2 separate regions of the Homo sapiens genome follow, and region 1 is linked to region 2. Evidence: chromatin contacts called from ENCODE Hi-C or POLR2A ChIA-PET data. All regions are on one chromosome and are shown on one strand. The core of a region is the stretch at or near the end of the contact, and the rest is flanking DNA. Distances in the headings are between cores, read along the strand shown.

Evidence for each region. A loop is a pair of places that touch in the nucleus more often than their neighbours do. ChIA-PET counts read pairs that join two places held with the same protein, here RNA polymerase II (POLR2A). Pooled maps may share reads with other maps.
Region 1: a loop to region 2 is called in a pooled map, with 2.9 times the contacts of the local background. The contact joins the enhancer-like site here to the promoter of ABI2 in region 2. A Hi-C loop is called at or near these places in 4 of 50 pooled maps. POLR2A ChIA-PET finds 5 or more read pairs at or near these places in 2 of 52 experiments (A673 and CD4-positive, alpha-beta T cell).

What each region holds. Positions count from the first base shown.
Region 1 is chr2:203,903,810-203,910,158 of GRCh38, forward strand. No RefSeq gene overlaps it. Among named protein-coding and RNA genes, the nearest start is that of ICOS, 30 kb to the right of the region's middle. Within about 2 kb of position 4,927, at least 10 of the 41 ENCODE cell types and tissues checked have a DNase peak (open chromatin) inside an H3K27ac peak, as active enhancers do.
Region 2 is chr2:203,324,592-203,330,724 of GRCh38, forward strand. ABI2 (abl interactor 2) reads left to right here and starts at 3,803. Exons shown (of 12, transcript NM_001375670.1): 1 at 3,803-4,040. The coding sequence starts at 3,924. RefSeq lists an enhancer at 2,690-3,660 and silencers at 3,462-3,801, 3,558-3,745, 4,022-4,371.

The DNA of each region.
Region 1 (6,349 bases), core at 3,677-6,176, 580 kb after region 2:
CTTAACTCTTTTGTTATGAACTAGAAAAATGTTGTGGTGGGGAAGAACCAGAAAAAAGTTTGCAGGATTTGGATTGCTTTACTTGGAGCCTTAATATCATTCCTCAAAAATTGAGAGGTTATAATGTGAAGAGCATGGACCATAAATACTTTTAGTGGTCAAAATAGAAAGAACTGGGTTATAATTGCTGAATATTTGGTTGAGCAACAATAAAGAATTCAGAAATTCATAAAATGGAGCAGTTATTAACCTTGGAACAGTCTACCCAGATCCAGCTTGGAGTTTCCACCCCCGTAGAATGCTGGCCATGTCAACGCACGTATGCCCAAGTTTTGAGGCTGGGCCTGGTAAACTTTGTGTAGTCATTCCAGCTATCTGATTACAAAACATTTTGATGACCTACCCACAAGTCTCATGTGATTTTTACATCATTGTGTGTGTGCTCTTGAATGTTCCAAGTTATTCAAGTAAGGTCTATAAATCGATACTGACCCATGGGACTGAAAAATGTGCTTCAACCAATAAAAATGTGACAAGAAAGAACAGTGCTCACAGTTTCAACAACTTCATTTAAAAAATTATTTTATTTTATTTTATCATTCCTTCTATGTGCCACTTTAAAATATTATTCCTGGCCAGGAGTGGTGGCTCATGCCTGTAATCCCAGCACTTTGGGAGGCCGAGGTAGGCAGATCACGAGGTCAAGAGATCGAGACCATCCTGGCTAACACGGTGAAACCCCATCTCTACTAAAAATACAAAAAATTAGCTGCGTGTGGTGGCAGGTGCCTGTAGTCCCAGCTACTCGGGAGGCTGAGGCAGGAGAATCACTTGAACCTGGGAGGCAGAGGTTGCAGTGAGCCGAGATCATGCACTGCACTCCAGCCTGGGAGACAGTGTGAGACTCCATCTCAAAAAAAAAAAGTTATTCCTAATAAACTGTATTTTTTTAGAGCAGTTTTATGTTCACAGAAAAATGGAGTGGGAAGTACGAGTTTCCGTATTCCCCTTGTTCCTATGCATACAATCTCCCACCCACAATCCACATCCCCCACCAGAGGGGTACATTTGTTACCACTGATGAACCTACATTGATACATCATTAACTCCCAAAGTTCATAGTTTATATTAAGGTAATTCACTTTTGGTGTCATATATTCTATGGGTTTGGACAAGTGTTTATTTTCAATGCTCTGTTGACTTCACTTACTTCATGATTATCTTGTTCATAATGATAAAAGCTGGTAAACATTCTTCAGGCAAGCCGGTAAAAGTTTTGTAGAGCCTGAAGTGTTCTTTTTTTCTCTTGTTCACAAATCATCCTTTGCCTGATTAACTCTGTTAAGTTTAATTTGTCAAAGTTTTTCTTTTAGCAGGAGCAAAGATAATCTAACAAATCAAAGATGGTCTTTTCAATAAATAATGCTGGAAAGACTGGACATCCACATGCAAAAACCAAGAACCAAAAACCAAAAACTGAAGCCAGACACAGGTCTCCCACATCACAAAAATTAACTTCAAATGGATAATAGACTTAAATGCTAAACACAAAACTATAAAACTCTTAGAAGATAACATTGGAGAAAATCTAGACGACCTTGGGTATGACTATGGCTTTTTAGATATAACACCAAAGGCACAATCTATGAAAGAAATAATTGAAAAGCTGAACTTCATTAAAATTCAAAACTTATCTGTGAAAAAAAAAAATGTTACGAGCATGAGATGACAAGCCACAGACTGGGAGAAATAATGACAAAGGACACATCTGATAAAGGACTGTTATCCAAAAGAGCTCTTAAAATTCAACAATGAGAAAATAAACAACCCAATTAAAATTGTATGAAATACTTGAACAGTATCTCACAAAAGACCATACATGGATTGTAAGTAAGCATGTGAAAAGATAGTTAACATTATCTGTTGTTAGGAAGCAGCAAGTTAAAACAAAATGAGGTACCATGACATCCCTATTAGAATGGCCAAAATCCAAAACATTGACAACACCAAATGCTATGAGGATGTAAAACACCAGGAATTCTCATTCATTGCTGGTAGGAATGCAAAATGCATACAGCCACTTTGGAAGATATTTTGGAGGTTTCTTACAAAACTACACATACTTTCACCATAAGATCCAGCAATCATGCTCCTTAGTATTTACCAAATCAATTGAAAACTTACATTCACACAAAAACATGCACATGAATGTTTATAGCAGCTTCCCTCATAATTGCCAAAACTCAGAAGCAACCAGATTTTCTTTAGGCAAATGGATAAATAAACTGTAGTACATCCAGACAATGAAATGTTTTATTTTATTTTTTTACTCTTGTTGGGAAACAGACAATAGAATATTATTCAGTGCTAACAATAAATGAGCTATCAAGCTATGAAAAGACATGGAGGAAAAGTTAATGCATAAGACTAAATGGAAGAAGATAATCTGAAAAGCCTACCTACTGTGTGCTTCCAAAGATACGACATTCTGGAAAAGGCGAAACTGCAGAGACAATAAAAAAATGAGTAGTCACCAGGGGCTGGACGAGGGAGAGATAAATAGGGAGAGCACAGATAATTTTTAGGGCAGTTAAAATATTCTGCATAAAACTACAGTGGTAGAGATATGTCATTATACATTTGTCCCAACCCATAGAATGTACACCAAGTGAACCCTAATGTAAACCATGAACTCTGAGTGATAATGATGTGTCAAATAAAGGTGCATTGATTGCAACAAATGTACCACTTTGGTGGGGAATCTTGATAGTAGGGTAGGTTGTATATGTGTGGGGACAGGGGTATTTGGCAACTGTCTGTACTTTTCACTCAATTTTACTGTGAACCTAAAACTGCTCTAAAAATAAAATTTATTAATAAAAAAACAAATATACAGAAACATTTGGGAAAGTAAGAGGATCTTAACGGCTATTCACACTTTCTTGTGCAAAAGTTTGGGAGGGTCATTTTTTCTCTACCTACGGGGAAAATAGCTTTGATTGTGGGTAGAAAAAAGAGGAATATGGTAATTTTAGTGTTTGGAGGAATGTAATAGCACTAAACTTGGGGAGGTAGAAACTAGTAGGTTGTAGGTTGTAAGGAAGGTAAAACGGTACCAATAATTTTTGCCAATTTAAAAATGATAACCAAGTGTACTGGTTAATTTTATGTGTCAACTTGACTGGGTTAAGGGATGGCCAGATAGCTGGTAAAACATTATTTCTAGGTGTCTCTGTAGGTTGTTTCTAGAAGAGATTAGCATTTGGGTTGGTAGACTGAATAGGAAAGGTCACCCTCACCAGTGCAGATGGGTGTCATTCAATCCATTGAGGGCCTGAGGAGAACAAGGAAAGGCAAATTTGCTCTCTCTGAGCTGGGGCATCTATGTTCTTCTGCCCTTAGACATCAGTGCTCCTGGTTCTTGGGCCTTTGTACTTAGACTGGGACTTATATCATTGGTTCCCCTGGTCCTCAGGCCTCCAGATTTGAACTGGTACTATACCATCAGCTCTCCTGGTTGTCCAGCTTACAGATGGCATACTGAGATTTTGCAGACTTCATAACTGTGTGAGCCAATTCCTATTATAAATCTCCTTTTGTATATCTACATATATCCTATTGGTTTTTTTTCTCCAGGGATCCCTAACTAACACACCCAGGGTTGGTCCTATGTGGTATGAAGGCAGTGCTGTGTTGATATATGTAAGTGTGTGTATAGATATGTTTTTAATAACATTATTATCTGCATGCGTAATTTTGTGTCTTCCTTTCTAAAGTTTTCACCTTATACTTCCTTTTCTTGTGTTGTATGAACCAGAACTTCTAGAGTAATGTTGAATAACAGAGAATGATAGTTGGATTCCTAGCCTTGTTCCTGATTTTAAGGTGAACATGCCCAGAGTTTTAATGTTCAATGTAATGCTTACTTTTGATTTCTGTTAATAATCCAGGATTTAAATGACACACCCATAACAATAAAGTATACTAAGAACTTTTATTAGAAATGGCTATTGAATTTCATAAAATGTCTATTAATTAGTCAAAATTAATTCATTTCTATTTATTATAACTTTTGCATAAATTTCATAACTTTTTATATGTACATATACTTACACACGTGCATAGTTTTTGCAGATGCATAAATGTGTGATGTATGTACTTTTTACATCCTTATCCCACCTTCTCCCATATCCCAGATTAACAACCTTAAATGTATCCTTCTGTACTTTTCTGATAATAACGTATTTCTTTATATATGTATATTGTATGCACACTTTTGCATTTTGCTTTTCTCCTTTAACAATATTTCGTGGAAATATCTCCAAGTTAAACAGATGTTACATTTTGGTCCTGCCCTGCTATTTATTAACTGTATGTCCTTGAGTAGGGTAAGTAAGTTTTCTGGCACAAGTTTTTCTACTTAAGAGGACAACTATTCCTTTCTCCCAGGACTACTGTGAGAACCAAATGATATCATATATATAAAGCACTAAACATGGAACCTGGCAAATCGTAGGCTCTAAGCAAGTGTTACCCAATCTCATATCCAGTACAGGGAGGGCAAACCTTTGTCCTTTCCCATTTGGCAGTTATGGCCTCTGGGCTGAAGATTTGTAACTCTGCCAATGCCTGAGCACCTGTGGAGGGTCTGGAAGGATCCCTGGGTGTTGGTTTGGTTCAGAGCAACAGTGGTGGAGCCCCATGACCTGGTTTTGAAACCATGCATCATCACTTCCTAGCACGGACAACTTTCTAAACCTCTCTGTGCTTCCGCTTCCTCATTTGTAAAATGGGAATAAGAGTACCTGTCTGTTACTCCTATTGTGGGTGTAATGAAATCATCCATGTGACACACTTGGAGCAGTGCCTGATACATTGAAAGCCCTCAATGAGTATAAGTGAGTGAAGTGACAGGGCACAAGATTTGAAATCAATTGGCCGAGCGCCACCATTTTCTGGCTGTTGGACTTTGAGCAAGTTATTATTGCCATCAAAAGTAATTGCAAAAACCACAATTACTTTTGCACCGACATCACACAAGCTGACTAGATCCCAGTCTTCATCTGTGAAATGGGGCTAATCCCCACTTTCAAGCACTCCTTTGAGAGCAAATGAAGGTTATGAATGAAGGTGGTGCTCAGAGCAGGCTGCTTCCCTGCCAGGGTTATAGTCCAGCCAATGGACTGAATGTGCTTGGCTGTCCTAGGACTGTACCCAGCCTTCATAATTCTCTCAATTCCAAACACAGGCCTGCCAACGAACGTTTAGAACCCAAGTTCACTGTGAATTGGGACATGCCTGCATCTCATCTGTCCATTCTCTTCAGGTGCTGGGGTCATGCTTTGCTCTCAGCAGGCATTACCACTTCATTTTGTTTCTTTCCTGTAAAGGGGAATACATATTTTATTTAAAAGTTACTCATCTTGCTCTCTGGGGCATGGACCTATTGCTAGTTCAGTAGGCTTTGTAGGATGACTGTGATGTGTGTTTACAGTTAGAGGAAGTGGGAATGGGACCAAGATGAGGACGATGTATATGAATTTCAGCTGACTTTCTTGCCCTCTGCAGGCTATTGCAATCCTCCAAGGACATCAGTTTCCTTTTCAAATCTCTGCATGGAAACTCTCTCACTTCCTTCCTTCTAAAGCAAAGCTATACACACACACACACACACACACGCACACACACACGCACACACACACACGATAAAAATAAAAATGCAGCTTTCCAGGCAGGCATCTCCTTCAATGCAAACACAAAATCCTCTCAAGAGAACAATTCATGGGGCAGACATCATCACATCAGACAATTTGTCCATCTCTTCTTGCTGAGACTTACTTGCTACTGTTGGCAGTACGGTAATTCAGTACGTTTGCTCTAAGCCTGTGCATAAAACTGTTTAAAAAATTTAAAAAAAAACCTTGTCCCTTACACTGCATTGCACGCATGCCTATGGGGCCAGTTCATGATTTATTTTTATTTTTTTTCAGAAAAGAAACAAAAGCATTTGCACAGCTGTGGGTTTGGGGAATTAAGTATGATTCAGCAGTACCCTCTCCTGGCCTCTTTGGGAACTGTAGAAAGCTCTGAGGTGAAGGAATCTTGGGATTTCAGAGGAGGAAACCCGTAGAAATAATTGGTTTCTTTTCTTTGTAATCCATAATAATATGAGATATCGCACTCCCACCTTATTCAAGGATGTTTAGTTTCATGAAACATTTCTCCATATTTCAGTAAATTGTAATAATCCTGTTACTTTTTATAAAATTTTTTGGCAACCCAAGTGAACAAATAACCGCATTTCTGTGCATGGTCTCCGGAGTCATTGGAATATTCCATCCGGGCCACA
Region 2 (6,133 bases), core at 2,553-5,052:
ATAAAGGAGATAGGCTGAATGTGTGTGGTGGCTCATACCTGTAATCTTAGCACTTTGGGAGGCCGAGGTGGGCGGATCACCTGAGGTCAGGATTTCAAGATCAGCCTGGCCAACATGGTGGAACCCCATCTCTACCAAAAATACAAAAATTAGCCTGGCGTGGTGGCGGGTGCCTGTAGTCCCAGTTACTAGGGAGGCTGAGGCAAGAGAATTGCTTGAACCTGAGGGGCAGAGATTACAGTGAGCCAAGATTGCACCACTGCACTCCAGCCTGGGTGACAGAGTGAGATGTTCATCTAAAAATAAAAAATAAAAAAAAGTAAAAAAAAAAAGATGCCTATTAAATCATATACAAAATTAATTGTTTTTATGCATTTTTAATTTTTTTTTCAGAGACAAAAGTCTATGTTGCCCCATACTGGTCTCAAACTCCAGGGCTGAAGTGATCCTCCTGTCTCAGTCTCCTGAGTAGGTAGGACTCCAGGCACGAGCCACCCTGTCCTGCTAGAAGTTATGGTTTTTAAAGGTAAGATGTGCTTCTATTACATGGGACTTAGAAGGGGCTAATAATTTTTAAAACACTGGAATAAATTTAAGAAAGATATTTTTTTAAGATGGGTTATAACTTCACAACCTCATACATGGGTATATTAGATTTGTATAATTTTGAAAATCTTCTTGTACTAAAGCTCTTAAATATGGCTTCTTAGAGCAATGAGTTTGCTTATTTACGTTTATAAGAAGTTCATGTGAAGTGTGTACAACTATTATAATTGTAACTCTCTAAGGGCTTGAAAATGCACTTTTATCATATCAGTTCATCTGAAAAACTGTAAAATTGAACAGATTTCAATTACCTTCATCAGCTTAAACAATGGAGAAGTAGTGGAAGATTTTCATGAGGTACACAATCTCATCCTTGAACCTAATAACTATATACTCTTTTACAGATTTTGTAGTTATCCTTTTTTGCTTAATCAATCTTGGTGGCAGCAAAGTGTTTTGTTTATGTCCTTGCATCTCAGATTCTGCTGTGTACAAAGCACCTCTCTAGATGGAGTTTCCCAGCTGCCAGAAATTGGAATCATAGACTTTTTGAGCCAGAAGGGCCGTTTCATAGGCATCAGCTGGGAACTTGTTAAACCTACATTAATAAATTGGGCCAGACCAACTGAATAAAGAACTCTGGAGGTGTGGTCCAGCAATCTGGTTTAGAAAGCCCTCCAGGTGATTCCAAACCACACTCAAGTTTCAGAATTCCTGACCTGAGTTTCACCCTTTGATTTCTCTTTCTTTTTCGAGACAGAGCCTCCGTCGCCCAGGTTGGAGTGCAGTGGCGCGATCTCGGCTCACTGCAACCTACGCCACCCTGGTTCAAGCGATTCTCCAGCCTCAGCCTTCTGAGTAGCTGGGATTACAGGCACCCGCTTCCACACCCAGCTAATTTTTGTATTTTTAGTAGAGACGGGGTTTCACCATGTTGGCCAGGCTGGTCTCGAACTCCTGACCTCAGCTGATCCACCTGTGTCGGCCTCCCAAAGTGCTGGAATTACAGGCGAGAGCCACCGTGCCCGGCCTCACCCTTTGATTTCTTGATAAGGAAACTAGGTCCAAAGAGATTGTCACTAATTAGAGAAAATACTAGAATCTTTTCTAGGTAATTTCTAGAATGACGAAACATCCCAGAGGGAAATTTGTTTATTAGGCTAATTGCTAAGCCATAGTTGAAAAAATGCTGGGTGGGAATAAGTAATGATAGGGGAAGAGTCTGTCTACCATTTAACTCACCTGATGAGCTTCTTCAACATTATTTTTTGATCTATTGAAGTTTAGTCTGAAAGAAAAGTTTGCTTCATCTAACATTTGTTTTATTCACTTGATTATTCATATGTCGTATTCACTGAAGCAAGTTGATGTGTCATTTAAATAACTACTCATTTCCATCACTCATGCTCTCAAACTAATGAATCTTAGTGTGTGTGACCCTGCAGCTTTCATTTTTAACAAGCTCCTCACACTGAAGTTTGAGAACCACTACTACAGAAGATGGTTAAAGTGCTTAAGAATAAAACTAGTTGGACTAGACCAACATTTTCAATATCCTTTAATTTAGGTTCCACAGTGAAAACTCATACATTCTGCTAATGTATGTATCATGAAGCCAATATAACATTAGGGTTTGCTCCAGATATTTGTAATGATATGGTATTAAAGTGATTTTTTTTTTTTTTGAGACGGAGTCTCGCTCTGTCGCCCAGGCTGGAGTGCAGTGGCACGATCTCCGCTCACTGCAAGCTCTTCTCCCAGGATGACGCCATTCTTCTGCCTCAGCTTCCCGAGTAGCTGGGACTACAGGCGCCCGCCACCATGCCCAGCTAATTTTTTTATTTTTATTTTTAGTAGAGACGGGTTTTCACTGTGTTAGCCAGGATGGTCTCGATCTCCTGACCTCGTGATCCGCCCGCCTCGGCCTCCCAAAGTGCTGGGATTACAGGCGTGAACCACCGCGCCCGTCCTAAAGTGATTTTTTTTTGAAAGTATAAGTTTCCTCATCATCTGAATGAAAAAAATTCACTGTAGGAGGGCCAAGAGATCACCAGATTAAGAAAAGTGTTGAAACAATGGATCTTGTTCTAACTACACAAGTCTAAGATGGTACTGCCTGGAATCAACTTTGATTTTCCACAGCACAAATAAAGGTCATGGCTTCATATCTCAGCAATGGTCAGGAGTTTTAGTTTTTCCAGATTACATTGTGTGGGGTAGTCTGATTTAGGAAAACAAGACACAGTATCTGGAGAATAAAAACAGAATTATAACTCTGCAAGAGGAAAATTATCTGCCTTGAATTTTTGTAGCACTTAATGTTTTTTCAAGGTATTTTCACAATAAACGTTGATTTTATCTATGTAACAGCCCTGTGAAGAAGGCAATTACTACTAGCAAAATCGTTTTCAAAATTTTAAATACTGAATCCATGAATAGGAAAAAGGACAGCGAAGTTGATAGCATTAGAGAAATGACAGAAAAGGTTATGAGTGAGGAAGCGAATCATAGAAATGGCAAACATAAAAAGCTGAGGCCCACGGCACCGCAAACCAGGAGAGAAAGGGGCTAATCTGGCAGGGGAGAACAGCGTTAGTGGGGAAGTGCAAAGAGGCAGGGGCGCAGGAAAGCTGGGGTTAGGAAACTGCAATTCACTGCAACAAAGAGGATGAGGTCAAATCTGAGAAAAATGAAGTCAGGTGGCATTGAAAGCTGCGTGGAAGTTTTATTCCTGCCCTGTTGAGGTGTGATCTTTCACAGAGGAGGGTCCCAAGAGTGGAGGCTGTGCCCTCCTTCGGCCTCCCGTCAGCAGCAGAGGGAGAAAAGCCTCGAGAAGTTCCCTAGGCCGATGACCTCCATGGGGACGGAGCCGAGATGAGTCCCGGAGGGAGCCGGCAGGAAGCCAGCTGAGCAGGGTGGTGTGTTCCCGCCGGGCTAACAAAGGCCGCCGGGAGGTGGGGGCTTCTCCAGCCGCTCCAGCGGCGGGCGGGCGGCGGAAGGGTTAACTGCACCACCAACTCCCGCGCGCATCCCGGCCCCTACCCCCGCCGTCGCTAGGAGACGCCGGAAGTGGGGGAGGGGCCGGCGGCGCGGGCGAGGGTGGGAATCTTTTTCGGGCTCCCGGGGGCGGAGGGAAGGGAGCGCGCGTGCGCGCGCCCGGCCGGCCGTCGCCGCGGTGACCGTCCTCGGAGTCCGTCGGCTCGCGCCCCGCCCCCGTCGCCCCCTCCCCTGTCGCGCGCTGGGGCTGTTTCTCGCTCCTTCCGAGTTACCGCCGCCGTCGCCGCCGCTCCTCCTCTCCCGGTCCTGGGTTTCCTTGGCGCTGCGGCCGCCGCTCCCTCTGCGACCTGTATGAGGAGGAGGAGGAGGAGGATGTGAAGATGGCGGAGCTGCAGATGCTGCTGGAAGAGGAAATCCCGGGGGGCCGCCGGGCCCTCTTCGACAGCTACACAAATCTGGAACGGGTGGCCGATTACTGCGAGAACAACTACATACAGGTGCGAAGCATCCCCAGCTGGGCCGCGTCGGGGACCCCCCCGCCGGGGGCCGCGCGCCTCGGGGCGTGGGGCCGAGGCCGCCTCGGGGACACGGCCCAGCGGAGCCCCCGATGGGGGTGGGGAGCTGGGTGAGGGCTGGGGCTGGTGAATGGGTGGGAATTCTCCGGCTGGAGAAACTGCATTTTAAAAACCTTTAAAAAAGCGGTGAAGCAGTTCTCGGCGTGGTGCGTGTGTCGCGTCCCGCCTCCTCGCCGCTCCCGCCCTCGGCCGCCCCCGCACTCCGCGCCGGTCAGCGTTCCGGATGGCGGAGGGGGCGGAGAGTGGCATTTTCTGTTTGACGGAATCCTGCTCCCCACCTTAGGGTAGGGGTGTCGCGGGTGTTGACGGGTTACCTCCATCCCCCAAATTCTGGATGATTTTTAAGGGGTTATCTTGCTGCAGAGTGAAGTGCTTCAGGCTTCAGTTTTCTGTTCCTGTGAATGCTTCAGAAACCCTTTCTTAATATTTTATGTTCTAAAGGGGATACGGTAGAAGAGCAGCAGTTTCTTGTTGGAAGTTAATGCCATTTTTTTCCCTATGGAGAAGGATGATGAGCTGATTCCCCCCTCCCTCCTAGTTCTGTTAGAATAGGCAGTTTTCCTGGGGGTGGGAGGAGGACAGACTATGACTGTTTCTTAGAGAGAATTGGGAAGATGAACCTCCTGGTTTAATTTTTTTTTTTTTTTTTTTTTTTTACCGTGATGGATCGTTTGGCTCAAGGGCTGATAGTGGTAGGGGCGTGTGTATGGAGGCGGGGGATACCGGATGGTATGAGATCCAGCTGCTCCTGGATGAAGCAAAATATTCTGTGGATTAAAAAAATCCTTCTTTAAAAATTACTTGAAAGGATAGCAGGTTAAAAGGCACAGTTTGCAAAATCTAAAATCTTTTGCTTTTTTTTTTATGGTTATTTTGAATTATGGGTTCTGCCTCCATTTTTTTTCTTTCCCGTTTAAATTCTCTTGGGATAAAGATGGAAATGGAAGCAATATGTTAAACTGTTTCTTCACAGTCTTTTTTTTTTTCCTTTTTTCTTGCTCCCACCTCCATCTCTCCAGGGATCCTTCTTTTTTCTTTTCTTTTTGAGACACAACCTCGTTCTGTAGTCCAGGTTGGAGTGCAGTGGCGCGATCTCGGCTCACTGAAACCTCGGCCTCCTAGGTTTGAGCAATTCTCATGCTTCAGCTTCCCGAGTAGCTGGGACTACAGGCGCCCGCCACCACAGCCGGCTAATTTTTGTATTTTTAGTAAAGATGGGGTTTCACCATGTTGACCAGACTGGTCTCGAACTCCTGACTTCAAGTCATCCACCCACCTCGGCCTCCCAAAGTGCTGGGATTATAGGCGTGAGGCACCTTTCTTAACATTAGCTATATAGGAAAGCATTTTCATGTCTTAGTGTAAATTTTAAAAAACAGGTGTTACAATTTTATAGGTTCATAAATTTTGTAATGGCCACATTGTTGATCGCGGAAGTGAGATTTTGTTTGATTAGACATACTGTTATCTTGTAGACAACATTTGTATTTGAGAATGACCCGAACCACTGTATAAACCTGTTCCTTCGAAAGAGGCAGTTGACTATGGCTACTAGGAAAGGAATGTAGGCAAGATTAATACAAAAAAATACAAATGTCCACTTGTAATGTACTTTGCTGATACAAGTGGGGTAGAAAAGATTCAGAGGTTCAGGCCTGGGCGATAAGAGTGAGACTACATATCAAAAAAAAAAAAAAAAAAAGATTCACTTGCTCAATTTTTCGCTAAAATTGAAAGTCTTTTATGGCCTAGAACTGTGTGAGGGGTGGATGGTACATACCTAGTAGGAGAGGCTGATCTTGGAGGAAATTAATACCATGTAGTTAATTTATACTCTGTAGTGCACTGCTGGTACCAAGGAGGACTGGAGGAAGCAATGCTGTTCTGAGGGATTTCACAATCTCTAGTAGAGGCAAAACCTAAAGGAATGAAGTGGTAATTCCATTGCCTTGTGCAGCATATTATGGGGAAAGAGTTGCAGGTCAGAAGAGAAACTGAGGGTGGAAAAGTGGATT